Regions from separate parts of the Homo sapiens genome. Here region 1 is linked to region 2. The links are chromatin loops, found by intact Hi-C in ENCODE. Cell type or tissue: heart right ventricle. All regions are shown on one strand. Links, peaks and the distances in the headings refer to the core of each region. The heading gives the core; the rest is flanking DNA. Region 1 overlaps LINC00970 (long intergenic non-protein coding RNA 970). Region 2 has its middle 47 kb from the start of XCL1.

What was found. Peaks named below come from ENCODE experiments on the same cell type or tissue, not always from the same donor. Only the 100,000 strongest peaks of a DNase experiment are listed, where the experiment ranks them.
Region 1: a loop joins it to region 2, with 2.1 times the contacts of the local background. A loop is called at or near these places in 3 of 110 quality-filtered maps.

Annotation. Positions count from the first base shown.
Region 1 is chr1:168,977,660-168,993,420 of GRCh38, forward strand. The region is part of intron 3 of LINC00970 (long intergenic non-protein coding RNA 970); the gene reads right to left. Among named protein-coding and RNA genes, the nearest start is that of LINC00970, 100 kb to the right of the region's middle. RefSeq lists an enhancer at 14,161-14,350. In heart right ventricle, for the core only: no CTCF peak of the experiment used is centred there; no DNase peak of the experiment used is centred there.
Region 2 is chr1:168,616,178-168,631,938 of GRCh38, forward strand. No RefSeq gene overlaps it. Among named protein-coding and RNA genes, the nearest start is that of XCL1, 47 kb to the left of the region's middle. RefSeq lists an enhancer at 9,018-9,519. In heart right ventricle, for the core only: a CTCF peak has its summit at 7,271 (motif pointing left); no DNase peak of the experiment used is centred there; H3K27ac peaks cover 1,840 bases.

The DNA.
Region 1 (15,761 bases), core at 3,073-11,072, 360 kb after region 2:
AGTGGCAAAAGAAGCAGCGGGAGAAATGAGGCAGAGGAGAGGGCAGGGAGATGTGGAGCGTGGGGATGCAACCAGCATTGCTGACTTTGAGGATGGATAAAAGGAGCCACAATCCAGAGAAGGCAGGTGGCCTCGATGCTGAGAATGACTCAGCCAATAGACAGCAAGGAAACAGAGACCTCAGTCCTACAACTGCAAAAACCTGGATTCTGCCAGCAACCGGAGTGAGCCTGGAAGTGGATTCTCCTACATAGCCTTCAGTAAGGAAAGCAGCTCTGCTGACATCTCAATTTTGGTATGGTGAAACCCTGGGCAGGACTCAGCCAAATCACCGAGACTTTTGATTTACAGAACTGTGAGACAATTAATGTGTGTTGTTTTAAACTGTGTTTTTGGTCATTTGTTATGCCAGCAATAGAAAAAAAATACCCCTACATTTCCCTATTCTCATGACAACCTACTCTCCCAAGGATGGATCGGTTAGTTCCCCCATAAAGTGAATTTCAGCTGAGATGTTGCTGTGCCCAGGTTTTTTGTTGTGATTTTTTTTTAACCTCAAATTATATTTGCTCTTCTACTTATAAGTGAAAGAAACTTTAGGCAGCAACAATCAGAAAGGAGAAGGTGTTTTGAAAAGATGATGTCTTTTTCCTGGCGTTTCTAAAGTTATACCATAGCAGAAGCTGCAAGTCCAGTTGATCTTTTCACAAGTAAGCCTCTGTGTGTTGGTCAGCACCCTGTCCTTCCTACCAAAACAACACCCTTCTTTGTTTAAACCTCCGACTCTCAATTAACTTTTCTCATCAGCCCTACGTAGCCCCCACACCTGGGCTAATTAAGGGATTTCTCTGGGGACATGGACTCAGAATTCTGCTTGGTTTCCATATATAAAGGATAGCTCTCAGGAAGCCAGGTGGATAACTGGAGGAAGACACACAGAACCTCCAGTAAATATTCTGCTGTGATGGAATCCGGAGTTGCCTTGCAATTCCTTCAAACATCGTCATTGCTGAGAGCTGAGAGCTGAGAGCTGATGCGGCATAGGATTTTATCAAGTTGCTCCTTTGAAGACAGTGAGCCCCTGTTTTTCAACCTGCCTGTATGGTCAATAGGCTATACTGTTCCATCCATTTCCACAGGAAACCGGGTGATATGATTTGGCTCTGTGTCCCCACCCAAATCTCATCTTGAATTGTAATCCCTATAATCCTCATATGTTGAGGGTAGAACCCAATGGGAGGTTATTCGACCATGGGAGTGGTTTCCCCCATGCTGTTCTCATAATAGTGGGTTAGTTCTCACAAGATCTAATGGTTTTATAAGGGGCTCTTCCTGCTTCACTCCTCACTCTTCTCTCACCTGCCGTCTTGTGAAGAAGGTGCCTGCTTCCCCTTCCGTAAATTTCCTGAGGCCGCCTCAGCCATGTGGAACTGTGAGTCCATTAAACCTCTTTTCTTTACAAATTACCCAGTCTCAGGTAGTATCTTTACAGCTGTGTGAAAATGAATACACCAGGTGACTTGGCTTGGACCCATGGGGCATCATATCTGGGGAAGCAGATATCTGATGCACCTGGTCTGGATGGTCCCACACATTACAATAGCCAAGATATGAATGAGTAGACACCAAGTGGAATAAGCTCCTGAGTCTGAGCGGAGGCCCTAGGGCTCATCAGAAAATATGATCACAGGGTCATGGGGTGGCATCATGTCACTGACCAAATCTGTACCAGCATTTTGAAGCAACACAGGAAAGAGAAGCTTGAATCTTTCCAGCTTCTGTAGCTGTTGTCAAAGGGACTTGATGCAAAGCACAGGACAGCATTTTTACTATGTGCATTTCAGAAGATTTTCCAAATAACAGAACTGAAACTTCTCTGTCTCACGCTCAGGAGATTGGCCTGGCTTTTCCTTTTGGCTGAATTTCCACTGGCCTCTTTGATCTCCGGTTGTTCAATATGCCCTCGTGCTCTGCATTTCCAGGCTCACCATAGCTTTCTCTCATCTTTCTTCTTCCTGTCACAGCCAAGCTTTAGATTGTCTGGATTATAAATCCCAACTCATTAGATGGCCTATCAAAGATAGGAATTTGCCTTTCATTACAGTGTCCTGTATTATTTTTTATTGTTTACTCTGTAAAAATGTATATCCAGATATGTGAATGTTGTGGACATAGCTATTTGTCTAAGGTTTTGAATCAGGACCATGGAAGCAGAAGGATCCTCAGGATAGAGAGAGAACAGGAAACAAAGTTTGGAATAAAAAATTATGGATTTAAATCCCTGACCACTCCACAGTAGCCTTGAATAACTATGAAATTTCTCTTTGCTCATCTTTTTGACTATAAAATAGGAGTAATTAGACCGATTTATTGTGAAGACTCATTGGAAATCCATGTTCTTACAACAGCCTCCAAGCCTTCTGGCTCTCTCACCCCACCTCCTCTCTATCTTATCTTCTACCTCTCTCTCCTTGTGCTCCTCCTGCTCCAGTCACACTGTCCTGTTAGATATTCCTCAAATATACCCAGAACTGTCTCCCAAGGACATATGCACTCTCTCCCCTCTCCTTGGAAAGCTCTGTCCTCAGATAACCACATGGTTTTCTCTCCCATGTCCTTGGGTTAGCTGCTCAAGTCAGAGACCTACCCTCATCACCTATATTATTTAGAGCAATATCACACTGCCACTTCTACACCTCCCAACCCTGGTACTTCATAGCCCTCTTGAGTACTTTATGTTTGTCCACTGCTCTTATCACCACCTGACATATTACTTATTTATTTTGCATATTGCTCTCCATTAAGAGTTGAGTTTGACTGTTTGTTCACTGTTGTATCTGTTGCAATTCTATGAAGCATGTTTAAAACATTTTGGGTGCTCAAAAAATAAATCCAGAAAGAGTGACTGAGAGAACATATATAAAGTGCTAATGCCCATTACAGGAAGGGCATTTAAGAAACTGCTAATGACAATATATCTGAGGGGTAGTTGTCTGAAATAAACTCTTTTTTAGAGGATTTTCTTGGTGATTTAAAATTTAAACTTTATTTGATGACTTAAAATATATACTTCACTTTGAAGCTTTGAGAGGAAGAAATAATTTGCATCTAGGGGACTAGAATTAATTCTCCTTAGAAATAGCTAACTTCTGCTCTGGTGGGTGACTCAAGAATGGTTCTGTGATCCAAAATGCTGATTTCTCTCTGAAGAGGTGACAAAACAGGAAGTTAGAGAGGAGGGAGATATTTAGCTCCCTGAAGAAGTGGTGGCAATGGCATGGACTTTGGCATCAAGAGATCTGAATTCAGATCCTGATTCTACCACTTAATAGCTAAGGGACTTTGAATAAAATTTACCCTTGCTGAGTCCAGCAGTCTCTTCCTTTCAAATGATGGTAAGAAGAGCTATTGTCTCACAATGTTTCTGCTTCATATGCAGTGTCTCATGTATGAGAAATAAGGCCATGCATATAAAAATGTTTTACAAACTATTAATCACTATGCAAGGATTGGCTATTGTTATTGTTTACAGGGACTTGCAGGCTCTACAGGTTGTCTTGACCTCAAAAAAAATGCCACTTAGTCATTTGTACAAGATTTTGACTTCGAATTGTTAAGTTCTGTTTCGTGAATTTCTTCCCAGCCTGTGACTTTCTTTGCTTTGAGCTTTGATAGCTGTCTAGCACATTCACTTTTATGTTCCGATGATACTTTTCTTCAAGAAACTCGAGATGCTTTGTAGACGATTATCTCATTCATTCTTGCAATTTGAAAAGAAAGAATAAAATTATTTTGAGTCTAGCAAAATGGAGAAAAGCAGGATCACAAAACCCAAGCTGGCTGGGCACAGTGGTTCATGCCTGTAATCTCAGCACTTTGGCAAGCCAAAGCAGGAGAACTGCTTGTGCTCAAGAGTTCAAGACCAGCCTGGGCAACATAGTGAGACTCCACCTCTACAAAAAAATTTTAAGATAGCCAAGTATGGTGGCATGTGTCTATAGTCCTAGCTACTTGGGAGGCTGAAGCAGGAGGATCACTTGAACCTAGAAGCTCAAGATTACAGTGAGCTATGATCATGCCACTGACTCCAGCCTGGGTAACAGAGTAAGATCATCTCAAAGAAAAAAAAAAAGAATCACAGGCTAATTTCTCATCTATGCATTGACTCCCATTTCCATGGAAGGAGGGCTTTGCACCCTCTATCTGGCCTGTGCCCATCTCTACCAGGTATATCAGGGTTTTATCCAAGACATCAGGGAAGGAGAGAAGGGCTTTTACAGAATCTTGTGATAGAACAGGGAACTTTAAACCATAGTAGAGAGGAAATGTGGTGGTTCAACTCTTGTTGATTATGATTGTTAAACAAAAATTATAAAAAGCCACTGTTTTGGGCTAAGGTGATTTTTAAACAAAAATTATAGGAAGCCACTGTTGGCCGGGTGAGATGGCTCACACCTGTAATCCCAGCACTTTGGGAGGCCAAGGTGGGCGGATTATGAGGTCAGGAGATCGAGACTATTCTGGCCAACATGATGAAATCCCGTCTGTACCAAAAATACAAAAATTAGCTGGGTGTAGCGGCGCATGCCTGTAATCTCAGCTACTCGGGAGGCTGAGGCAGGAGAATTGCTTGAACCTGGGAGGTGGAGGTTGCAGTGAGCCGAGAGTGCGCCACTGTACTCCAGCCTGGCGACAGAGCTAGACTCCGTCTCCGTTTTGGGCTAAGCTTCTGTACTAGGCCCTAACAGACCATACTAAAAATCAAAATGGAGTCACCCATGCTAAAGTTCCATGTCACCAAACTGAAACTAAGTTGTTCTCTGAGCTTCTGAGAAATCAGGAGGGAAAGATAACAGCCCGTTTTCCAAACAGTCACAATAATGAATTACCTGTTTTAATCCTTTCAACAAAAAGTAACCAGCATAACCTGGCATTAACCAATCAGTTATCTTTCTATTGTTCTGTCTCCCTGTTCCTGCCTTACTAAGAAATGACCAATCTGCTTTTAAATCTTTGTTTCTGCTTTCTTCAACCCTTTCTGTCTATAAAACCAACCCCCTCTGTTCAACTCACTGGGACACTTACTCTATTTTATGGAATGAAGTGTTACCCAATTCAATTGAGATCTTGAAACAAAATTTGTTTGATTTCTCTTTTGATATGCCTTTTCAATGGGTACTAGGGGACAGGAAGGCACTATGGAAACATGAATGCTTTGCACTTTCTAAGTCGCTGTCTGAGACCCAGAAACAGATTGGTAGGGAAGTGGTTCAGCAAAAATTGGCCTAAGCGTGAGTTTCTCTAAAAATGGAACTTCAGGAAAGCCCAAAATTCAGAAAGGGCAGGACTCATGAGGAAGCCATTGCTTCCCGTAAATGCTGGATTGTGTTTTTCCATAAACATTTACTTGTGTTCTTTTCTGATTTTTTTTTTTTTTTTACCTTGGCTCTCATCCACCAAATGGATAGAAGTACAGGCTTCATCAAGGGCCCAGCGGCCAGAGGAACAATAGTGATTCTATCCGTGTCAATGTCCATGCCCTTGGATGTCACTTAATCTTTCTCTGGCTATTCTTCCCGGTTTTTGAAATGGACATGACATTGCTTGGCCTTCTGTAAATCATGGTATTAATATGAAAACAGAGCAAAATTGTATGTAATCCATATGTAAGCTGGATTCACACTATTCTTAAACTGTCAAATGAAATTGCCTCAAAATCCCTATTACATGTGTTGAGAAACTTGGTCTTCCTTGGGATTCTTATATTTCTTACAGAAATTTTTCCTAGTCAACCTGGCTCTGAATTTCTACCTCTGCCAAACTACTTCATTTTATAGATCACCTGGCCACCCATACATGTCACTTTTCTGTACTAGTTTATAACTTTGTGAGACAGCATCCCAATTACTTCCAGAAAACTGCCAATCCAAGTATATGCTTGTATAAGGCTTTCATTGAAGGTTTAAAAAATGGAAGGCTTTAATATGGCAGCTTTGCAGAAAATAAAAAAGAAGAAGTACACATGAGGGTACTTATGTCCTCAGGCTAATCCTCCTCCAGAAATTTCTTACTGGTCTCCACAGCCAGGTTTCTCAGCCTCTATCTTATCTTCTCCACAGATTCCTGTTAACTTCTTATGCATAGATGTTTAGCTATCAGTGTTGACCTCTGGACCTCATCTTCCTCCCCAATATGGTCTATAAGGTCATTTTGTAAGACAAAAGGCTATGCCCTCCAGAGAAAAGTTATACTGCTAAGGCAGGAGGCAAGGGCAGCTATCACCAGTTATCTTTTCTAATAACACTTTTTATATTCTTTGCACCATATTTGAAAACTCTGTATTTTTAGCAAGAAAGTGTTCTTCATTGAGTTCTTATTAGAGTGAAATCTGACATCCAACACATGCTTTTTTGAAAATGTTATCAGTTGCTATTCTACACATCTAAACTTCATTAATAACTGATTTTTGAAAGAATAATAGCAAAATATTATGAAATTCTGAAGCCCCTCATTTTGACAGGTTTATTGGAGCCCATCGTAGTACATGTCAATGGGAGCAAGGTGTGAAATGGACCTTCAAGGAGAGGTAAGGCAATAGTTTTCTAACATTCTTTTTTTTTTTCTTGCTATCTATTCTCCATAGGACAGATGAAGTAACCTTTGATAAATGCAAATCAGGCCATGCCATTCCTTTGCTTGAAACCCTTTGGTGGTTCCTCATGTATTTATGGGTCAGTCTTCATTCTTACTCCTCTCCAGGTAGGATGGATTCTCAGTTCCTCTGACACACCAAGATCTTTCCCACACCAGCACCTTTGCCACCACCCATCCCCGTCTCCATTGCCTGGAACAAAATTGCCCCTGCTCTGAACATAGCAGAATTTCCCTTGCTCTTGGCATATCTGGATCCTTCTCACCCTTTTGACCTCTGTGTAAGTATAAGCATCACTTCCAGCTGAAGACGTTCTCTTACAGACTCTATCCACACACATGCTGCTAGCATTCTTCATCTTCTCCTCCTTTTCCCCCTTTGTATCACTTACCACAATCTGTGATTATTTTATTATTTGCTTGCTTGCCTCTTTTCTGTCTACTCCACTAGATCATGAGTCTGCAAACTTTTTCTGTAAAGAGCCAGATAGTAAATATTTTAGATTTATGCCATACGGTTTCTGTTGCAACTACTTGACTCTGCCACTGCAGCATAAAATCAGCTGTAGACAATACATAAACAAATTAGTGTGGCTGTGTTCCAATAAAACTTTATTAATGGACACTAAAATTTGAGTTTCATACACTTTGCGTGTGTCATAAAATATTATTATTCTTTCCATTTTTTATTATGTTTTAAAATTTAAAAACCATTCTTATCTTGCAGGTCGTGCAAAAACAGATGGCAGACTAAATTTGGCCCATGGGCTGTAGTTTAATTACCCTTGCAATAGACTGTAAGCTCCAGAAGGACAGGCATGAAATCTTTTGATTAACCACTGAGTCTCTAATATCCAGCACAATATTTGGCACAAAATAGGTACTCAAAAAATATGTATTAAAGGAATAGGGCAATGATACCAAATTCAAAACAAAAGACTGATAGGAAGTATGAACTGGTAGAAAGGCCAAAGGAAAAAAAAAGATAATAGTAAAAATGTGATCACAGAAAACCTTCTAGGCAAAAATTGAATACAGGCCTCTAAATGTCGTGTCCAAAACCCACGCCCAAATAAATGTGTGCTCTCCCTAGGTAGCTTGCCATCCTCTGTAATACTGTGACAGTCCAGTAGACTCAAAGGAGAGGTCAGCATATATTAGTCCTTATGAGGTTTAAACATATATGATGGAATGTGGTGGATTTCATTATTTTTATGCTTTTGAGACTGGAAAATATTTGGTTTGCTGGTGATGGAGGGAGCTGTTGTTATATATAATCCAGTGGGTACTTTAAGATTTGGGTAGTCCGGGTTATATAAGAAAAAAATTTTAAAGTGTAGCTATTAAATGACAATCATCTAAGTTGGTTTAAGAAGTTAATGATTCAAAATGTGAATAATTTAAGATCTGTTTTCCAAAATAACTGTACAAATTTTAATTTAAGCAGCAGTGAGAATAGTGATATCAGTGTCACTTGCAGAATTTGTGTTTGTGTGGGTGCATGTTGCATCCTAATAGACCAAAAAAAAAAATTTCTGCAACTTTGTTCTGAAGTTGACTTTTTATTCAAATTTTTATCATTTTTTTTTGTTCATCATGTCCTTGGCCCCTCCATCTCTTGAGGGTTTTTTTTTTCATTAATTTGTATGAGGCTGTAATATTTTTAATATTTAGGGAGAACTTTCACTTTCCTGACCTCATGTTTTGATGAAGGGACTTCTCTTAGAGAAAAGATTCTTCATCTGAAGTCCATTGGGCATTGAGTCTGGGGATAAAAATGGCAGGAGCAAGTGTTTTTGAACTTTAATAGGAAAATTTATACCTTTATTTTTACTAACTGTATTAGTCTATTCTCATGTTGCTATAAAGAACTACCTGAGACTTGGTAATTTATAAGACAAGAGGTTTAATGGACTTAGGTTTAATTCCGTAGGATCTACAGGAAGCATGGCTGGGGAGGTCTCAGGAAACTTACAATCGTAGCAGAAGGCAAAGAAGGAGGTACGTCTTACATGGCAAGTGCAGGAGGAAGAGAGAGAGAGTAAAGGGGGAAGTGCTACACACTTTCAAACAACCAAATCTCATGAGAACTCACTATCATAAGTACAGCAAGGGGAAAATCTGACCCCATAATCCAACTACCTCCCACCAGGTCCCTTCCCCAACATTGAAGATTATAATTCAGTGTTAGATTTGCATAGGGACACAGAGCCAAACCACATCGCTAACCTTTACCTGAAGTTAGGATTTCTCCAACTCTAATGTAGGTAACTAACCACGTTGATTTAGCAGTACCTGTAACTCTGCCATCAAGAGAAACCATAGATATTTTTATATCACATTACGTATATTGAAATATGTGTTATGCTACCCAAAATTTCAAAATTATAGTAATTATTGAATCTGCCACTAGAGAATGATGAGCTAATTAATTTAATGGGATAATTAAGAAGGATGTATTTTACTAAACCACAAAAAATTTTGAATTTCAGTACATGTGGCTTCCTTTGCAATTCTATGTATTTTATTGACTGAATTTCTAAACGTAGTTTTGAGAATGGGATCCATAGGCTTCACCAAACTGCCAGTGTGGTCCGTGGCACCAAAAAGTTAAGAATTCCTGCCCTGGAATAACACTCATGGCTTCTTTCCACCCCTTGTCTTGATCTTTTCTTTTTTTGTGTGGGAAAGAACAAACTCATGTAATTCATAAGGAGTTAGAGAAGAAGAAGCAGAGCACTTTGTATTCATCAGAATCAGAAACACAGAAGAGGCATAAACGCAGGTTAAGGTGTCTAGGCAGGATCTGGCATTGCTCTGAGCATGCCTTTTACCAAGGAGTCTGTACTAGCTTTGGCCTTCCATCATACTGCCACAACAGAACTCATATTAGAGGACACACAGAAGAGGTATCACTTATATCACTTCATGCTGCACTGACTCTACCTGTGAGGAGCTTGGTATAATGGCCAGTTTTTCCCTCATCCATCTGTCCAACGTCTGAAAAGAAGCTTCAGCCAGGTCTCCTCTGCCTTCCCAGCAACACAACCCACAATTCCAATGCCCTACCTCTCCCTGAAGGTGCAGGCTTGCTCAGAGTCGCACATAGGGCCCCATAATTAAGGTCTCTGCCTTCAAGTGACATACACACTGAGAGACCAAAATCCCTCCTGTCACAGCCTCCATTTGAGTCCCAGCTCAGACTTTCCCACTGCCTTCTTCTGCTTGTGTCTGCCACCTCCTGGTCTGCTTTTCTCTGGGCAAAGGACCATCGCTGTCATTGTAACTGATTCTGGGTTCTGGGTTCTGGGTTCATCAAATGACCTCCATTCACCACAGTTAGCTCCCTTTCGTCTGCTTCTTGTTTTTTATGTTTGCATTTTCTTTCCATCATGCGATTTTATTTTTTACAAGTTCTTCATTATGGATCTTTCTAAGCTGAGAATAACCTGAGTCTTGTCAGCCCCAGAATATTCCCGAAAATAAATTCAGGACGTTATTCCCTGACCTTTGTAAGAAGGACCCCAGAGGAGTGCAAATGTTACCCTCTTTGGATTTCTCCAGATGCTTAGCAGATGGACCCCACCTGGAGGTTGGAAGTAGGGAAAACCTTTCCAAAAGCATCTCTTAATTGAACCAGGTCTTGTCTGGAACTTTTAGAGTATTCGTGCATCTGCTGTAAATATTGTGGGGAAAGATACTGAAGCCTAACTCTTTTCCCACTCACTTTTTCCCTAAGTGCTTGACACCTGGCACCTACTCTAGACTGTTTGCATGCCTCTCCCATTCTTGCAAGGGGACACTTACAGATAACAATGTAGACTATGGCCAGTGGTGCATGCAACTGGAGTTATTTGAGACTCCCCTGCCACAGCACTCCCATCAAGTCTCAAAAATGAACACAATGCTGTGCCAACCTCTCCCATCGTCTAGGGAATCTCCTGGCTTTGACACCCAGTCCCATCCCCTCACACACAGTTTTCCTCAATCTCTGCTAGTGATGGTTAAGCCCCAGATGCTACCATTGACCACTTCCCCATTCATCCACTCTCCAACTCTGGGCAGCCTCATTCGTTCCAGTTCACCTCAGTTAAGAGAGACCAACAAACACCACATTGACAGAATGAAGGATAAAAATCATATGATTATCCCAACAGATGCAGAAAAATAATTTGACAAAATTCAACATACTTTCATTATAAACATTCTCAATAAAGTAGGTATAGAAGGAATGTACTTCAACAGAATAAAGGTCATATATCAAAAGCCCACAGCCAATATCATACTTAGCAAACAAAAGCTGAAAGCTTTTCTTCTAAGCTCAGGGGACAAGAGCACCTACTTTTACCACTTCTATTTAATAGTACTAGAAGTCCTAGCCAGAGCAATTAGACAAGGGAAGGAAATAAAAGTCCTCCAAATTCTAAAGGAAAATGTAAGATTGTCTGTTTGCAGATGACACAATCTTATACATAGAAAACTCTAAAGACCCCATCAAAAAATTGTTAGAACTAATAAATAAATTCAATATAGTTGCAGGATACAAAATCAACATACAAAAATCAGTTGTGTTTCTATATGCTAAAGACAAACTATCTGAAAAGTAATAAAGAATCCCATTTTAAATATAGAAAAGTAAAGAATAATCTCATTTAAAAATACAGGAAAATTAAGAAAACAATCCCATTTAAAATAGCATCCAAAACAATAAACTACTTAGAAATAAATTTAACCAAAGAGGTAAAAGACCTGTACACTAAAAACTATTAATATAAGACATTGATGAAAGAAATTGAAGACACAAATAAATGGAAAGATATCCTATGGAAGAATTAATATTGTTAAAATATCTAAAGTGATCTGCAGATTTGATGCAATTCCTATCAAAATTCCAGTAACTTTTTTTTTTTTTTTTTTAGAGACAGGGTCTCACTCTGTCACCCAAGCTGGAGTGCAGTGGCGCAATCTCAGCTCACTGCAACCTCCACCTCCTGGATTCAAGCAATTCTCCTGCCTGAACCTTCCAAGTAACTGGGACTACAGGTGTGCATTACCACATCTGGCTATTGTTTGTATTTTTAGTAGAGACAGGGTTTCACCATGTTGGCCAGGCTGGTCTTGAACTCCTGGTCTCAAGTGATCCACCTGCCTCACCCTCCCAAAGTGCTGGGATTACAGGCGTGAGCCAGTGCACCTCACCACCAATAACATTTTTAACAAAAATTTTTAAAAATTCTAAAATTTGTATAGAATCACAAAAGACCCTGAATAGCTGAAGCAATCTTGAGAAAAAAAAAACTGAAGGTATACACTTATTTCAAAATATATTACAAAGCTGTAGTACTCAAAACAGCATTATAAGGGCATAAAAACAGACATATAGATCAATGAAACAAAATAGAGAGCCCAGAAATAAATCCTCACATATATGGTCAAGTAATATTTGACAAATGTGCTAAGAATACACAAGGGGGAAAAGACATTCTCTTCAATAAATGGTGTTTGGAAAACAGGACATCTACATGTAAATGAATAAAATTGGACCCCTCTCTTACACCACACACTAAAATTAACTTAAAATCAATTAAAGACTTAAATATAACACCTGAAACCATAAAACACCTAGAAGAAAACATAAGGAAAAAGCTCATTGACATTTGTCTTGACAATTTTTTTTAGATATGACACCAACATCATAAGCCCCAAATGCAAAAATAAACAAGTGGGACTGTATCAAGCTAGAAAGTTTAATACAGCAAAGGAAACAATCACCAAAATGAAAGGTAACCTCAAGATTGGGAGAAAATATTTACAAACCATATGCCTGATAAGAGGTTAATATCCAAAACATATGAGGAACTCATGCAACTCAGCAAAAACAAAACAAAACAAAAACAAACACAAATATTCCAATTAAAAACTAGGCAAAGAAACTGAATAGAAATTTCACTAAAGAAGACATAGAAATGGCCAACAGGTATATGAAAATATGCTCAACATCACCAATCATCAGAGAGAAATGCAAATCAAAACTTGAATGAGATATCACTTCACACCTGTTACAATGGCTGTTATCAAAATGACAAGAGATAACAAGTGTTGGTGAGGAAGTGGAGAAAAGGGAACCCTTGTACGCCGTTGGTGGGAATGTAAATTGGTACACTGATTATGAAAAAACAGGATAAAGGTTCCTCAAAATATTAGAAATAGAACTATCATATGATCCAACAATCTCACTTCTGGGTGTATATCAGAAGGAAACAAAGTCAGTATCTCAAAAATATATCTGCATTCCATGTTCATTGCAGCATTATTTGCAATAGCCAAGACATGGAAACAACCTAAGTATCTGTCAACAGATGAATGGATGTGTTAACTAACCTGATTGTGGTCATCATTTTGCTATGTATATGTATATCAAATCATCACATTATACTCCTTAAAAATATACAATTTTTTTTGTCAGTTTACCTCAGTAAAGCTGGAGAAAAAAGACCACCCAAAGGAAACTCCTGTTGATCCAAGCTGCAGCTTGAGAAAGCACCCTGTCCCTGCCATAGCAGCATGTGCCAGACGAACAGTCTCGGAGCAGAGTTTTGGGGTGTAGCATCTTTTCCTCCAGGAGCCCTTTTCCTCCATAGCACTGCCATCTCTGAGTGCTTAGTGCCTAGCACTGCCCTGGAACTCAGAACACTCAAAAGAAGGAACAGGGAATATACCTAGACTTTAACCTTGTTGATACTATAGTACCTGTCCTGAGTAGTACATTGTAGAGGCCAGCCTGACTAACTGGAAGTCAAAGGAGAAATACCAAGAAGAGGAATGGCCTAGAAAGCCTGTTATATGAGAAACCGTTGAAGTCTAATTTAGCATGGAATGGCCCAATTTGAGAAAAAAGAATATTAAATGGGACATGACAGTTGTTTTCAAGTACTTCAGGATGGCCATATGGAGGACAATCAGACTTATTTTGGATAACTCCAAGTGTGTGTGCAGCAGAGAGAAATAGGACCAATAAGTAAAAGTTATAGGGAGATAATAATCAGCTTAATGTAGAAGAATTTTTCATTGAAGATTGAGTGGTTCGAAATGGACCATGCTGGATTAAGAGGTAGTGAGCATCCCACCACTGGAGATGTTCGAATATACAATAAAACCTTCTTGACAGAGAATTTCTACATTGACTAGTATAATGGAGCAGATAATCTCTGAAGTTCCCACGAAATCTAATATTTTATGATCATCATATCAAGGAGGAGAGGAGAAAATGGAAAGTGATGTTCTATACCATTGATACTAATTGAACTTCTACTGTGTACTATGATACTGTAGTTTTTAGGCCGGGTGCTATGCAAAGTTTTGGAGCTGCCAAGATGGGTATGATAAGATGTCCTGACTCACTGACTCATCCATTCATGTAATAGATGTAATTGTATATGAAAAGCAGATAGCAAAGTAGACAGCGTGATTATTTCTACCTGAGTAGGTTGGTGAGGACTTTAAAGTTAACACCAAGGCAGGCTTTCTAGAAAAACAAGTCTTTGCCAGGAAGCCATTCTAGACAGAGGGGTTTCCCAAGCAAGGCACCAGAAGAGACAAGAAAGGTCTTATTTCATGTGCAGACATGTCCTCCTACACATACAGAAAATGCCAGTGTGACAAATACATACTCATCACTGGCAAACTAGGTCAAGCAGCAAACGAGACCCAAGCAGCAAAAATACACAATGGCAGCGTGAGGAGAGATGACATAGTAAATAGTAAAGAGGAGGGTTTCTCACATGGGGCCTGCCAAAGGGAGCCCAGGACTTCTGGGAACACTCTCACCTCTTGTCTCCTTCAGCAGCCCCTGTTCCAAGTTCTTTCAGGACTGAGTCTTCATTCTTCTCTAATATTACCCCAGCTCTCCTTGATAAGACTTGATGAGAGCAGAAACCTTTAGCTTTTTTCATGTGAATCACCATATAGCAGATAGGGGAGAAGAGGGAAGTAGGGAGGGGACATCTAAACAGGGACTCTATGCTAGAAGCAGCACTTAGAATATTCCACATGCTATCACAGGCCAATACACGGAAGGTCAGGCAGGCTTTCACTGCCTCTCTTTGAATTTGTTCAATGATTTTTTTGTTTTTCTTATTTGGTTTTTACTCTATTTGCTCCTTACTGAGGACTCTAAGTGAACCCTGTCTTTTCTATCCAACCTCACATATAATTATTGAGTACTTATTCTGCGCATTTTTCTACAAAACTTTATCTGTACTTCTCCCGTCACTTATTTATTCATCCCACAAATAATCATTGAGCACATAAAAAGCACCAGTCACTGTTTAAGATTTTTTTTTATTATTATACTTTAAGCTCTGGGATACATGTGCAGAATATGCAGGTTTGTTACATAGGTATACACGTGCCACGGTGGTTTGCTGCACCCATCAACCCATCATCTACATTAGGTATTTCTCCTAATGCTATCCCTCCCTTAGCCCCCCAACCCCCAACAGGCCCCAGTGTGTGATGTTCCCTTCCCTGTGTCCATGTGTTCTTATTGTTCAACTCCCACATATGAGTGAGAACATGCGGTGTTTGGTTTTCTGTTCCTGTGTTAGTTTGCTGAGAATGATGGTTTCCAGCTTCATCCATGTCCCTGCAAAGGACATGAACTCATCCTTTTTATGGCTGCATAATATTCCATGGTGCATATGTGCCACATTTTCTTTATCCAGTCTATCATTGATGGGCATTTGGGTTGGTTCCAAGTCTTTGCTATTGTGAATAATGCCGCAATAAACATACGTGTGCATGTGTCTTTATAGCAGAATGATTTATAATCCTTTGGGTATATACCCAGTAATGGGATTGCTGGGTCAAATGGTATTCCTATTTCTAGATCCTTGAGGAATTGCCACACTGTCTTCCACAATGGTTGAACTAATTACATTCCCACCAACAGTATAAAAGTGTTCCTATTTCTCCACATCCTCTCCAGCATCTGTTGTTTCCTGACTTTTTAATGATTGCCATTCTAACTGGCATGAGATGATATCTCATTGTGGTTTTGATTTGCATTTCTCTAATGACCAGTGATGATGAGCTTTTTTTCATATGTTTGT
Region 2 (15,761 bases), core at 3,756-11,755:
CTACATATCTGATCAAATTCCTCATTCTTCACCATCCCCGAGGTAATGTCAGATCACTCTAGCCCATCTTCAGTAAACATGTTGTTAGGTAGACTTAGCCAGAATCCCCCTTACCCCTGATGTTTCCTCTCAATAATTTTTCATTTAATAGCTCCTACCTTGATCCCATTTTCCCAGCCTATATTCCGAGTTAAGCCTCATCTCCCCTCTTCACTGTAAGACCCTGTTGCAGTGGTCCCTACCACCTATAGTGAAGATCTTGAATAAAATCATTCTCGCTGTGATTTAAAAAGTATCATTGAACACTTTTTTCTTTAGCAATTGTGAAGTGGCTGTTAAACCACTGGTAGTTTGAAATTGGATGGTGAGAGTATTTATACCATGAAAACTGGCAAACACTATAAATCAGGTTTCCTCCATTGTCCACACACCCAGAGAACTGGTCACACCTTTACCAGTATACCACTGCCCAGAAATCCCTGTGGAGGAGGCAAAATTTGAAATCAACTGGAAAGTTGGGGAAAAAAAAGTATCTTGTATTTCTCCTCCACAAGCCAGTGCCAGAAAACAGAGGGTTAAGACTTGCAATTCTTAAACTCCAAAACTAAGTACCATGAACTGAAATAGAAATAAATTAAAAGTTGCTATAAGTAAGGACAGATAGATATAGTCTGAACAAGGATTTTTATTTTCTTTTTGAAATAGGACAGAAGAATTGCCCCAGAAAATTTGTGACACATAGATACAGTACCCATGCGTCATTCTATCATACAGGGAATTCTGTTTAACATATGTTTTCTGAGTATCGACAATCTGGTGATTATGAGATTTATAGTGCCTTGTGAATTTTCAAATAAAAAATAGGCTTCTTATTGTTTGACTCTTGTATATTTTGTGGTATTATTATTTTTTTAAAGTGTGTATAATAACATCTACTTTTTTTTTAAAAAAAAACAAATTTTGGTTAACCCATATGTTGAATTATTCAAGCAATTCAAGAATGGATAAAAACATAGCTTAGTGCAGGCCTGAAGAAAAATCCATGTTATGTTATATCAGAGTAGGATACTCAGTTCTTCTAGTGTGTATCCTCCTTTAAGGTGATTCTATAATTCAACCTCTAGCCTTATCATCCTTTTACCCTGACAAATTATTTGCATCATAGTTCTGTCTTCAAAGATGCATTTAATTGTCCTCCCAACCTTTTTTTTTTGAGACAGAGTCTCACTCTGTCGTCCAGGCTGGAGTGCAGTGGCACAATCTCGGCTCACTGCAACCTCTGCCTCCCGGGCTTACGTGATTCTCCTGCCTCAGACTCTTGAGTAGCTGGCATTACAGGCATGTACCATCACACTCAGCTAATTTTTTGTGTGTTTTTGTTTTAGAGACAGTGTTTCACTATGTTGCCTAGGCTGGTTTCAAACTCCTGAGCTCAAGGAATCCACCCGCCCTGGCCTCCCAAAGTGCTGGGATTACTGGTGTGAGCCACTGCACCCAGCCCAGTTCTCCAGTTTTTTCATATGAACTGTTGAATTGAGGGTGATCAGAGAGAAGAGTAGAATTATATTTGGGCAAACCTATTTCTGCTACTGACACAAAAATGAAAAGAAACCCCTCAAAGCATATATCAAATTCAGAATTTTGCTTTGCAGAATAAATAGAAGTTAGCTAGACAAGGGAGGAGAAAGGGATTCCAGTAAAAGAAATAGCATTTGGTTATGTCATTGTACTATGAGGCATTCACTGTTGTCTTATTTGAAATATAAATACGTTTGAGATGGGACAAAGATGGAGTAAAATGAGGAGGAAGAAGAGCAGTTAGGCAGTAGTCACATCATTCAGAGCCTTCTGGGTTAATCTTACTTGTGAGCTTGAGCTTTACTCTGAAAGCGCTGGGGAGCTCTCCAAGAACTGGAATCAGGACAAGGGAAGTGGTATGTTTTCAGACTGTTGGAGGATGACCCAGGAAGCTGTGTATTAGGGAGGGATGATAGAAAGTGCTGAAGACCTGAACTGAGATTGGCAGAGGTTCAGGGATTCTAAAGAGATCCTAAGGAGGAAGTATCTGCAGATTTTGGTGACATGACTGATTGGTTGACTGGTCATGGGGATTGAGAGAGAATAAGGGATAAAAAGATTCAAAGGTTTCTGCATCTAAAGACTGAATGGGTAGCATAACATTTGCCAAGACCGGGACTACAAGAGGATTTTTGAGTAGATGCATTCAACCTGTATCTGGTGAAGAGCATCCTTGGGCAAAACTGCCAACTTCTTATAATTCTTTATTCTCTTTATTAACTCGTTATATTTCAATAGTAACATGACTTAAGCTGTCTGTCTTCATGATGGCTAATTATGGGCATATGTTAATTAAGGGTATAAAGCGAATACTATATAGCTAAGAATGAATCAGTGTAAGTCTGTATAATAGTGAAAGCCTCCATTGTAGCTAGCCTTGTTCAGCTGAGCGATGAACTAAGTCATCAGCACACTCATCTGATTTTCACTGATTGCTGTATAATCTTTTTGAGAATCACTTAGGCATTCTTAAGCTTCTATTTGTAATTAAATAACTTTAAATAATTATTTTATTGATTAACCTTTTAAAATAGCAATGCAAACAAATGGCATTACTGTTTTTAATAAAATGAACTCACTGGAACTCTTTTCTGAGCTCCAAAACATTGATATCCCTTAATATAATGGAGCCCTGATATTAAATTAGAATATGTGCCCCACAGCCATAATATGGAATATTATTTGTTAGAAAGAAAATCCATCAAGAATTGAATTCTGTTTTAATGTAATAGTATTTGTTTCCTAAGAATTTGATATTGATTTAAAAACGCATTAACTTAGTCAATGAAAGTGAAAGTTTTGAAAGTGGAACTTTCTAATCTGCTGAGTCTGCACATCATCGTTGGCTTTTACCCCCACTACCTGCAAGCTTAACTGCATCAGTCCTCTCCTCCTTTTCTGTCTCATTAGAATGCAAACCCCACCTTCTGTCTGAAGCTGTCCTTTTCAACTGAGCTTCCAAGTTCTTATCTCCTTCTGCTTCCTCTGAGGCCATTCAATATCTCTCTCTACTGTATCTTCAATCTCTCTTTCTAGTAACTACCCTTAACATGGAAGTATGCTCACATCTGTTCCCTCTTATGGAAAAAATCCCTGGCAGGTCTAAGCCACCTTCATCTACTGTCCTGTTTTGCCCTTCTGTTCACAGCCACATTTCTCAAAAGACTAGTTTATCCTCATTGTCCCTGCTTTATCATCTCTAATTAACTCTTCAGCCAATAAGATTTTCATTCCCACTAATGCTCTGAAACTACCCTTATTATCTGGGCAGCCATTGGAGGGTTATAAACAGAGAGGTGACATGATGTGGCTTATGTTTTGTCAGGGCTACTCTGAAAGGTGCGAGTAGGAAAGCATGGAGACCTACTAGATTGTTATTAAAATAGTGCTTATAAGATACAATGGTGGCTTGGACTAAGATGGTAGCAATGAGGATAATGAGAAGTGGTCAGATATGGTGGATGTTTTGAAGGTAGAGTTGACAGAACAGATGAAGTAGAGATTGAGTGTGAGACAAAGGGACGAGACAAAGGTGATTCCAAGGTTTTTACCTGAACAAAGAAAAATGGGAAAATGCCAGTCAATGCTATTCTGTAGTGTTGGGCTGTCATACAGATTATCTTAATGCCCCACTGCAGATGGTAAAGACTTTGGATTTTACTCTGAGTGACAAAAGAAGTACAGAGATTTTTGAGAAGGAGAGTGACATGATTTGACTTACATTTAAAAAAATTACTTTGATTTCTTACTAGAGAATAGGCTATAAGTGAACAAAGATGGAAGAAAGGTGATTAGTGAGGCAGCTTTGCAGTAATGCAGGAAAAAGATGATGGTGGCTGGAGCCAAGGTGATAGCAGTCCAAGTAGTGAGATGTGGTCATATTCTGGTGATAATTTCAGAGAAGAACTGACATAGTATGTTGTTATGGGGGTTAACAGGAGAAGAGGAATCAAGGATTACTTTAAGGTTTTGGCCTGAGGAACTAAAAGTTACAGGACAGGATGGAAAGTTAAAGAGTTTATTTTTTTGGAATGATAAACTTGAAATGCTTATTAAAAATCCAAGTGGAGATATTGACTAGCGATTGTATTTACAAGGCTGGTGTTCAGAGGAGGAGTTAAGCTAGACATATGAATTAGGGAATTTTCATCATAGACATGGTATTTAAATCTACAAGACTGGGGGAAGATCACCAAGAGAGTGAGTATAGACGCTGAACATCTAAAGAGCCTGTGATCCTGGTCCTGTACACATTTAGATGGCAGGCATATAAGTAGGAACTGACAAAGAAGATTGAGAAGGAGCAGCAAATGAAGTAGGTAGAAGGCCAAGAAAGAAAGATATTCCAGAAAAAAAGTACTTCAGGAAGGAAACCATGATCCTGAGTGTCAAATGCTGCAGAATCAAGTGCAATGGCCTATGGTAATTAAGCCCTGGATTTGACTATGTGTGTATGTGTTGTAGGTGGTGGGGAGAGGGCATGAAGACTTTTGCGAGAGCAGTTTTAAAGGTGTACTAGGAGGGAAAGTTTGATTGGAATGGGTTCAAGAGAGAATGGAAAGAACAGAAGGGAAGACACCAAGTATAGACAACTTCCGATGATTGCTAAGAAACAGGGCAATAGTTGGAGGCAAAAATGGGTTTGAGAGATGGGTTTTAAAACGAGATAAACAACAGTGTGTTTGTATGCAGATAGGAGAATTCATTATGGAGTAAAGAGATGAAAGATTGGAGGGAGCAAAATCTTTGAGAAGGTAAAAGGGAATGGAACTCAGAGCACAAATATCGGGGTTGACTTCAGCTAGAAGCAAGGAGTTCATGCGTCGTAACAAGAGTTAAGACAGTGCATATAGGTAGACTGGTGGATGGGAGCACACGGATGTTCTGTTATAAGCTGCGAATATAAGATGAGGAATTGTAGATTTGAAGTGGGAGGAAAAGGTGTGAAATTCTTGTCTAGAAGAGAGGGAGACTGAATGAATTAGAGATATATAATAGGATGAGAGGATACCACAAAAGGACTCAGGGAGGTTAGTGGCTGTGCGTTGAAAGTGACAGCAGTTAGCCTGGCTGTGTGTTTTCTCTAGCTGGGGTGGAAGTTCAGAGAGGAAAGGGTGCACCAACATCTCTCTTCTTTTCCTTATTTTTTCTTGCAGCACACAAAGCTCCTGAAGCTCTTGGCTGTTTGCTCCAAGCTTTGAGTTCAGTCCTGGATGAGAGCTGGGGGTTGAAGACAGACAGCACTTTCTTTGGAATGTCTGCTCTTCCTGCCAGTCAGCATTCATCTGGCAGGCTGGCCTTTGACTGTACTGGTATTTTAAGCATTCAAATGTGTTCTAAGCCAGTCTAGCAGACATTCTATGCAAGTCAAGCCACTGCCCTTTAAACCAGAAGGAACTTAGGGACCCTGGAAATCCTCAGTCAGCAGAGTCTGGTTTGAACTGCAATGAAATCCATTTGCCCAGGGACACTAATAGACGCAATTCAGAGGTAAACAGATCTGGAGATTTCATTTAAGAAAAAAAGAATGTCAAGGAAGGAAGCATCTGGGAAAGGAGTAAAGTTTGGCTATGACAAACAAAATAGGCTTCAGATAAAATGGTCTCCCCCCACCCAAAAATAAAGCACATAAAGTAGACGAGATAGGAGATCAACCTGTAACCTGTCACCTATATATGTACTGATGTCCTCATCTCTGTGAGCTGGGAATTTTAATAGAAATTACATTATAGGGTAGTTTAATATTAATACCTAAAAGGTATTTGGAACATTATTTGACAGAGTAAAGCTCAGTAAATACTAGAAAACATAGTAGTACTGATAAATAATTGTTATTATTTTATTATTATGCCTTGGCTAGTGCTGAGCTGCTTCTTGTTTCTGTGTCTTTTTTTAGGCTATGAAGAAAATCTTATTTAAATAAACAACAAAAATTAACAGATTGATTAATGTGGTTCCTGTACAAGGATGACATCCACATTCGTGATGTGGAGATAACATCAGGTAGTAACAACGTTCATGGTTTTGAGCCAAAGACCCCCTCAGCCAGCCCAAGCATTTAACCAAACTGCTTAACCTTCAAGAACCTTACTTCTTTGATATGTGAAATGGAGAAAATGATACTAATTTTTGAGATTTTTATCAGAGTTAAATAAATCAATATATATAGAATGTACCTTGAACAGTGTCAGGTATATAGTACGCATTCAACAATGTTAGGTATGATTATTAATAATTCTGGTGAATCCTCAGTAGGAAAAATCCTTCCTGTTCTTCTCCAGGTACAGAAATCCTCTCCACCTTTTCAGGACCAGCCTCTGAAAGAATCCTGTCCAGAGTCTCCTAGTTTCTTCCTCTGGGCTTCTGTTACACTTTGTTCATGCTTCTGTTGCATCAATTTCCCCCTCGGTTAATTTTGAAAGTCTTTTTCCTTGTATGTTTGTCTCTTGAGCTAGAGTTAATATTTTGTTTGTTTGTTTTTTTAATACACCTATAGACTTATTACAACTCAGCAGAGAGGCTAGGATGCAGTAAGAACCCAACAAATATTTATAGAATTAACTGAGAGTTCTTTCTAATCTTCAAAGCAGAGAATCTGACCTACATTTAGAAGAAACTCCTTCCCCCTCTTTCTTCAAATTTTCCCTATCAGAATTTTGGGAACAATATAGAGTAGTGACTGAACATATGGTCTCTGAAGTCAGTAGACCTCTTCTGAAATTCCATTTCAGCAATTGGCATAGCATTGCAAGGAAGGAGGGGATATACAAAATGCAATGAGAGCATAGTAGAAGACCAGCATTTACTAGTCTCACTTGATCTTGGAGCACAAGTATGTCATGGCTCACTCCAATCAAGAAAAGATCATCGTCCAGGCATGACAAAGGAAACAAACTGTTCTTAGGTTGTCTCAATTACTTCCTGCACCAGCTGATCAAAGTAATTAGAGCAGGTAAGAGTTCGGTAAAGACAGGCAAAAAATGGATCCTACTTCCTTGCCAGGGATAAGATAGCATGTTACGAAAATATCACTTAAAACTCTGAGGACAGGCATGAGTCATCAGATCTCCAGTTACCGAAAGCATCTCAGACTTGGTGTAGGAAAGTGGCGGTGAAAGGGAAGGTCAGCCAGAGGAGGACCTCTTAGTCACTTAAGCTGCTGCTGGGCTCTTCTCTGCCACCAGCTGGGCTCATTTTATCAGCATCCAAGAAGAAAGCAACTGAAGTTGTAACACATGTGTCAGTGTAGTGTAATGGAAAGAAAAGTAGATTCAGATCCTGGGTTTATCACTTACTAGCTATGTGGCTTCTTCAAGTTATTTAATCTCTGTGAATATCATTTTACCAAGGACAGTTGAGAGAATTAGAGATGATGTAATATACCTACTATGTACTCACGAACTGGTAACTTCATCATTACCGTGCAGCTGATTCTTTCAAATTAGAGATGCATAATCAAATCTAACTCAGCATAAACAAAATCAATTTCAGTTGAAAGATTCTGGTTATTCCTAGTTTGAGGTGTGGCCCTCCTGAGACTCTTTGTGCCTAGATCAAAATCTCATGAGACCGTAAAGTTGGTTTCTTTCTATTCTGGGTCTACTTGCTGTACCCCAAATCTCAGCTTAGAATATTCTTGAGATTTTTTTTAGGGGTATGAGCTGAGGCATGGGAAGATAGCAATACCCGCTTGCTCCTTCTGTGGAGAAAATCGATCAAGGGTACATGTCCCAGTGATGGTGGATTAGTGATGTCATCTTCCCTCATGAAGGACAATGCTATTAATATTGCAATGATTCACACTGTAACTCCAGGCCTCCAGGGATTTGATGGAGGGAAAGGGTAGGAATAAATGTAAAAGAATATGGAGTGTGGTAGAGAAGGACTAAGACTTAGATGGATTATTTTTGTTGTTTTATTTTATTTTTTTTGAGACAGTCTCACTCTGTCGCCAGTCTGGAGTGTAGTGGCGCAATCTCGGCTCACTGCAACTTCTGCCTCTGCCTCCTGGGTTCAAGTGATTCTCCTGCCTCAGCCTCCAGAGTCGCTGGGACTACACGCACGTGCCACCACGCCCAGCTAATTTTGTATTTTTTAATAGAGACGGGCTTTCACCATGTTGGCCAGGATGGTCTCAATCTCTAGACCTCGTGATCCACCCGCCTTGGCCTTCTAAAATGCTGGGATTACAGGCGTGAGCCACCGTGCCCAGCTTAGATGGAAAATTTTAAACGGGCAGTGGCACCTTCTTTAGCTTTGAGAGAAGAGAAACACGGAGGTCACTGGTGGGCTTAATTAAGGATAGCAGAGAGAGGGAAATTAGAGGGGAGTTAGAAAAGGAAGAAGAAGAAAAAGAAGTAAAGGGAACAATAAAGGAGGGACACATTAAAAGAGAAAGAAAAAAAGTGGCTTGAGGAGGAGGCAAGAAAAGAGTGACATTATTTAGAATTGAAACTCAAGCTTTGGGGATGACCAATGAAAGACAATTTAATTTGTAAAATAAATTCAGAGGTCAAAGGGGTCCCAGAAAAAAGGTGTTTAGGAACATCTAACTCAGTGGTGAGATGTTTTGGTGAATTTGATGAAATTCATGGACAAAAAATGCATGTAAATTACAACTTCTCTGTACAATTTGATGGAGTTTATACATTTCCTAAAGCCAATCTGTGGATCCCTTCTTAGGAGATTTTGTTTTATGTGTTTTTATACATCGTTCTGAGACAGCGATAAATGTAGTTTCCTCAGGAAGATCTGAAAGTCAAAACAAAAAGCTTACTAATATTTTCTTGGTGTCTTCTCCACAGCATGAATATCACTTTTCAAATCTAGCTGTGATCATATTTAAATATTTAGTCAATTTAGGCATATCTTTTTTTAATTTCAGGTTTTGTCTTTTTTTTTTTTTTTTTTTTTTTTTTTAGAACGTTACTATTAGTAAATGGTCCAAGGGCTCTGGGCCCAACAGAAGAATATCGTCACTTTGAAGAACAAAATTTACCTTTGGAGTGTTAGACTTTTTCAGGCTGGAAGTCAGAGGTCCTCTGGTGACTCCTCAAGTGACAAGGCTTGTTTTACATTTACACAATAAATTGAGGAGAATAGAAGTTTCATTGCATAGTGTCATGAAGGAAAGGAGAGATGATTGTTTAGGAACTGGGCCATCTAGGTTAGTGTAGGTTGAATACCCTGGTTTTCTAGTCCACCCAGCAGCAGGAGTCTGTTGATTTCCCCTCTCGTGCTTCCCTGTGGTGCTGCCTTTGATACCGTCTGTCATTCCCCCTCCTGCCACCTTCTTTCTCTTTAACAGATTCTGCCTGCTCAGCTTTTGCCTTGCTGTTTTCTCCCTCCAAGTATTTTGTTTTCTTTTCCCCATTTTTAAGTGCTGACCTCTTTGAATGTATTCCAGATTGCCCATGAGAGCCACTGGTGGATGCTTATTCACCATCACTTATGATGGAGACTTTCATGGTCATTCCACAGCAGCGGCTCCTGGGGCCTGTGTCTAGCCTCGGCCAGTCTCTGTGACCAGTGTCACCATCATGTAGTCAGTGCCCTTCGCAGCATAACAGTTTCTTCTCCAGTGTAATAGCTGTTGCACTTTGTAGGTTTACAAAGCTCTATTCTCATATCCTGTGCATTGTCTGATCCTCACAATAATCTTACAAGGATTATTATCATGCCCACTTTGCACACAAGGAAATGGAGAGTCAATGGAGTTGCAGGGAAGACTCCAGGTCACTCAGTTATCAAATGGGAGAGCAAACTCAAATCCAGGTCTTCTGATCCCAAAGTCTTCATGGATAGCAGTAAAGAGAAGAGAAGTTGGGGGCAAGGCAGGAGAGATGTGAAAACTGATATGGAGATAAAATGACTATTTCAGAGGGTGAAAACATTGGTGTGCATGTATGTGTGTGCTACCATTTTGGTTGGAACCAGCTCTGGGGGGTGCACTAGGGAAAGAGAAAGGGTAACAGAGCGGCAGATCCAGCAAATTCTCCAGGCACTGGGCACAGGTGCCAAGGCACGTGTTCTTTCACCTGCCTATTCTTGATCTAGAGATCAGCAACATCAGAGGAAAAGGATAAGGGCCTCAGCAGTATATGCAGAAGGACCTGCAAAGGGTCCTCTGAGCTGCAAAGCTTCCCGTCTCCCCAGTGCCATTTAGGAATGCGCTGTACGTTGAGAGTCACTTCTGGCCTGGCCTGGTAGTAAGTGAGATCTCTTGACTTCCTCAATGCCTTTTGGAGGGCTTGAATGCTGTGTGTCCCTTTTCCTAACTTCTTTATTTTCAGCTGTGGGCTCATTAGCATAATGCCTCTGACTGACTCAGGCACTGATGGTGAAACACTCTAAGTTGCCTTCCACTCTTCAGTCAAAAAAGGGGCAGCATGGGACTTCTGTATGGTGATTACTCTCACGATCTGATGTATTAGTGGTTCTCAAAGCTTAATAGGTATAAGAGTCATTCAAGGAGTTTGTTAAATTACAGGTTTTCAGTCCTGTCTGTCAGATATTCTGAATCAGAAGTTTGAAATGGGGCTCGGGAAGATATGCATTTCAATAAAGTATCTCAGGATATATTTATGCAAATGATTTTTGGATTATGCAAGAGAAACATTGTAATTTGGATGAGTCTTGGTTTATTTTCACTAAATAGAATAATAAGATTTACTTCATCAGACTGCAAACAAATCCCTTGAGTGCAGAAACCACGTGTGTATCTTCTACCTTAATTCTTAGCACGTTGCCTGGCATAGAGTAGGTTAAATTCAGTTAGCCACAACTCTCAGTACCTCTTTGTTAGACTGAGCTGGGGGACTGCAGAAGACTTGGTTCTCAGTCTCTGGGGCTGAAGAAGAAATTGGGGTACACCGCTCGGGGAGCTGTGGCATGTGCTGAGGAAGTGATGTTAGTTTTCAGAACATAAAATTCTGCCTATGCTGTTACATTTTTATATGAACCTTTAATGTCTTTTATCTGGAAGCAATTTAAGTCTTAATGTTTTGTGTCTTCTACAATGCCTTACTTTGAGTAGGCTGTCAAATAAGGATTCCCCAACCTTTACTTCATTTTCCGATGTTCTTAGCAATCCTATCTAGTAAATTCTCATTCTTTATGGTTTATACCATGCCTCAGTGTTTTCTATATTGGATGTGGGGTGAAAAGTTGAACATTCTGGCAAAAGCATTAGCTTAGTTCATGATGTGCTCTGAGCAGACTCAATGATTGGTGGAAAAGTACATTTGAGTGCATCTGACTCCCATGGAGAAATGCCATACAGTGGCAGGTAGAGAATCTGACCTTTGGGAGTAATGCCAATCTAGTGTCAATAGCCAGGACCTGTCTAAACATCATGGAAAATCTAACTCTTTGACAAACAAACCAGGAGTCATCCATAGCTTCCTGAATTACACCCAGGAAGGAGAGATTGAATACTCCACACACCATTTTCCGAGATGTTCCAGAGGAAATCAGCAATTTTAGCCAAGTTTCCAGGAAACCTCAGAGGTTTATCACTTCATACAGCCAGGAGCAGGGATTCGGATGGATAGATTTTATAGATTCTTTCTTTCAGAAGAAAACAGACTAAATCAGCAAACCATTGGTCCAAAATAAAATTTTGTCTATGACAGAGTGTTCCATCATCTAGCAACACATAAAATGTTTTAATATGAATCCTTGAGAAGCAACTGTTCTTCTTTTAACCAAAGCAAATAAAGAAGTTAACATTGGAGTCCCTCATATTGGAAAGGATTTGCTGAACATCTGCTGAGAGGAAGTTCTGTTGAGATTCCTCCTCTTTTAATTCTTTACCTATTAAGTGCCTTTACAAAAAAGTGGGATGCTTACTGCTTGAAATGTCAGCAGCACCTCCTGTACCTTAATTTTCTCAATTAAAGAATGTAGACTCTGACACACTGTAGGAAGAACCATCTGGTTAAGTGGTGTTTCTGTTGGTTTCCAGGTTATCCCATGCAACAGTGCATGGGAAGTGGAGGATTCTTTTTTTTTTTTTTTTTTTTGAGACGGAGTCTCGCTCTGTCGCCCAGGCTGGAGTGCAGTGGCGGGATCTCGGCTCACTGCAAGCTCTGCCTCCTGGGTTCACGCCATTCTCCTGCCTCAGCCTCCCAAGTAGCTGGGACTACAGGCGCCCGCCACTACGCCCGGCTAATTTTTTGTATTTTTAGTAGAGATGGGGTTTCACCGTTTTAGCCGGAAAGTGGAGGATTCTTAAAGCTTCTTTAGATTTTATCCTCACAGATAAAATAGGTGGTTTGAGGAGGAATAAAATGGTTCTTAATTGTCCTAAGTAGCTTGTTATGATAGCTGATGTCTTCATTTTTGGTGAAATGATCTTTCAACTGAGTATAAGTCTATCTAATTTAGGGGAAGATTTTTGGATGACTAGTACTCAAATGTTTGCCCACTTGGAGCCTTCCCTTAAATAATTTAAGTATCATTTGACTGGTCAAGTCTTGGTTAATGGACAGGCACATTCAAGGGTTCAATCCTATCACTGTTCTTTCTCAAGTTGCAGCCTCTCCTCTCCTTTCATCATTTATAACTTCCCTGAGCAAATGTATCTCATCTTCCCAAGAAGCCTTTCTGACATCCTGCATGCCTGAGGTTTTTGTTTTAGCTGCTATGAGTCAGGGTTTACACATCTATTCCCTTATACTTGTCCAAGTGTTTTTTCTACCTGTTGATTGTCATTCTAGCTGAAGCCTATCAGATGGCCATGTGGAGATGTAGGAGGGGCAGGTGGAGTCTCTGAATTCAAGGGGGAGGTCTGGGTTGGCAATATTCATTATGAAAAGAAGTGACTAAATAGTCACTTAGTCACTACTAGATGACTAAGTAGATGAGGTGGTATTACCACTCCCTCCTTGGAGTGCTCTCCTTATTTGGCTTCTGTGACACTATTCTCCCTTATGTCTTCTCTTGCACCTTCTTTCCATTTTTCTTGGAAGACTCCTTTTTCCCCATCAGCCCCTTTAATGCTATATTCCATAGGGTCTTTTCTTCTGTATTTATCTCACTCCACTCACTCTTACTTGGGATCTTATCCATGTTTATGCTTTTTACCACCATTTAATGCACCATCACACGATGCTGTAATTATTTGTTTACCTGTCTCTTTCCCTCACTGAACTGTGAGCTCCTTAAGGATAAGGACTATATCTAGATCCTTAGCACCTAACATAGCACCTAACTATGGTAGGTGTTTTATAAATAGTTGATGAATAAATAAGTGCATTTATTCATGTATTCCTTTGTTCCACAAAAACAATTAAAACTCCTCTATGCCTGCTATTGGAGGAACTAGGAGAAATGGTAATGATGAACAAGAGAAGGACGGTATCTTCCCATGACCTATTTTTATAAATGATGACTAGTTAGTTATTCAGACCAGTTCATGAGGCCTATGTTACTCAAAATAGGGCACTAATTGCATTATTTCAATTCCCTCTCAATGCTGTACATAACATGGTGACCATGGGAAAATGCACTTAGAGTTCTAAGCAACCAACTTAGACACCTTTGCTAAAGAAGTTTTTCTTTAGTAGTCTGTCTATTACTAGTCCTGTTCTTGGTGCTTGTTGATGTAACTACATTGTCATTCTTTGATTTGGGTCCTTTATCCCTAATCCACATAAAATAACAGGTCATGGGTCAAATGTAGAAGACAGCGTGACAAAATGTAGAAGGGGGACACCATGACGAAAAGCACAAGACCTAATGCTCAGTTGCCCAAAACCTGAACAGAAGCACTGAAGAGGGGGAAGCGCACGGGAAGGAGGGGAGAAGAGGAGTAAGTATTTGCTGAAAATAGATTCGTACCCCCTCTAAACCGATTTATAGAAAAACAACAGAGATGGTCAAAGTGAGTGTTGGAGAAGTAGATTAAAAATTATGATAAATGTGGGTGGAGCCATGAATGTTTTCTTGGTTATATGGAATTGCCTGTTTTATGGTTTTTGAGGACTTCTTGCATGAAGCAACCTTAAGAAAGGTCATTTAACTGTAATTAGCTTCTTAGCTAAATTAAGTATACTTTCTTCTTAGCTGGACTCAGAAAACTGGGCCAAGGTGGGAACCTATTCTCTCTTGGGGAAGCCCCACTTGCTTTTGTTGGAAGCTCTGAAAAGCTTTCAGATCAATTGTTCCCTCTGGGTGTCAGGTATTTTCCAGGGAAACTGGCTCCTTTTTCTGAGTGTTTTCTGGGGCCAGTTGCTGGGTGCCCTCAGAGACGGAGTATGTCCATTGCCTGCTCTTCAAAGCATTAGGATAATGTGTGTGTGCAGGGAATGGGTGGGTGGATATTTTTATCCCCCCCATAACCAGGTGCAAGAGGGACAAGAAAAATCTACTTCTAAATTTGAAAGGTGAGTATTAAATTGTATGCCAATTGTCTGTTTGTAATAATCTAAGGCAGCTTCTTTCTGGGTTAGCTCTGTACAGTGCCACAGAAAAGGTCAAACCATTTCATTTTCTATTTTCTAAGTACATAGAGATAGCTTTTCTTACATTGTTTGACCTTCCTTTCTCCTCACCTCGCAGAAGGAGGTTCAGATGTGTTGCTTGTCAGATGCAGGAAGGCCCTTTCTACCTCAGACTGATGCCCCCGTGTTGAGCTGCCCCAAGATAGAGGAGGTGATTGAGATGTTGAAGGTTAAAAGACCAGTCACATAAGATTAATTGGAAGAGAAGAATAAAGAGACTTCATGACATCGTATTGTGGCAGGCCTAATAGTCGTATCCACACATCTGAAGGATTGTGATGAAGAAGAGTAGGAGTCGAGTTATTTTATATTGCTCCAAAGAACAGGACTGTGGAAGTTGCAAGGGACAGATATTGGCATAGTACGAGAAACCATCCTATCAGGAGAATTGCCAAGAATCCAGTAGGCTTCCTGAAGTAGCAAACTTTTGTCTCCATGTGTGTTTAAGCAGGAATAGGACAAGCGCCTGCAGGATGGAGTTGGTAGGATTCTTCTTGGGGAGAGAAGCCTCAAGGATTCTAAGCATCCTTCCTTTTGTCTTGCTTTCTTTACATTTCCTTCTGGTGCATTGGGAATAATTGCTTTCGTCTACTTTGTAGGAGCTAGGAAGGAGTCAGGGAAAGCTTTCTACATGCTTTGAGCTCTGATGGTTAAAACTGCTTTGCAAACTAGAGTGCTACAACTTGGGGGTGCTCTTCTGGGGCTTCTCGTTGTCAGTTTTAGCAAGCATTATTTCTGAATCATTGTGTGCTCTCCTAGCATCTGTCCTCTAAGGATGCTACTTTTCAGTTATCTCTGAAGGTGGCCTGAGGGGACACTTTCTTTTTTTTTAAAGTTTCTGTGCTGTCTTTTTTCTTGGGTGCCCCTTTCCTGTTTCCTCGGGATGCTGAGAATGTGTTGGACAAGTGCAAGTAAACGAAGCAGAGTCAGCTTGGAAATAAACATTCCTTCCCTGTCAGGAAAAAAATCACTTGTCTAGTCTGTCTAGATTTTAAAGTGTGATCCTTAGTGGCGTCCTACCATCATCTGTGTGCTGGTGTGGGGTGTACCATGCCCCCTGCCCTGCAGCACACGCTGTTCTTCCTGGAAGGCTGATCACAGGCAGAGATTGTAGTGGCTACTTGCATACCAAGGACCAAGACACACCTCTTCTCAAACATTGCCTGCTCTCCTCTGGAG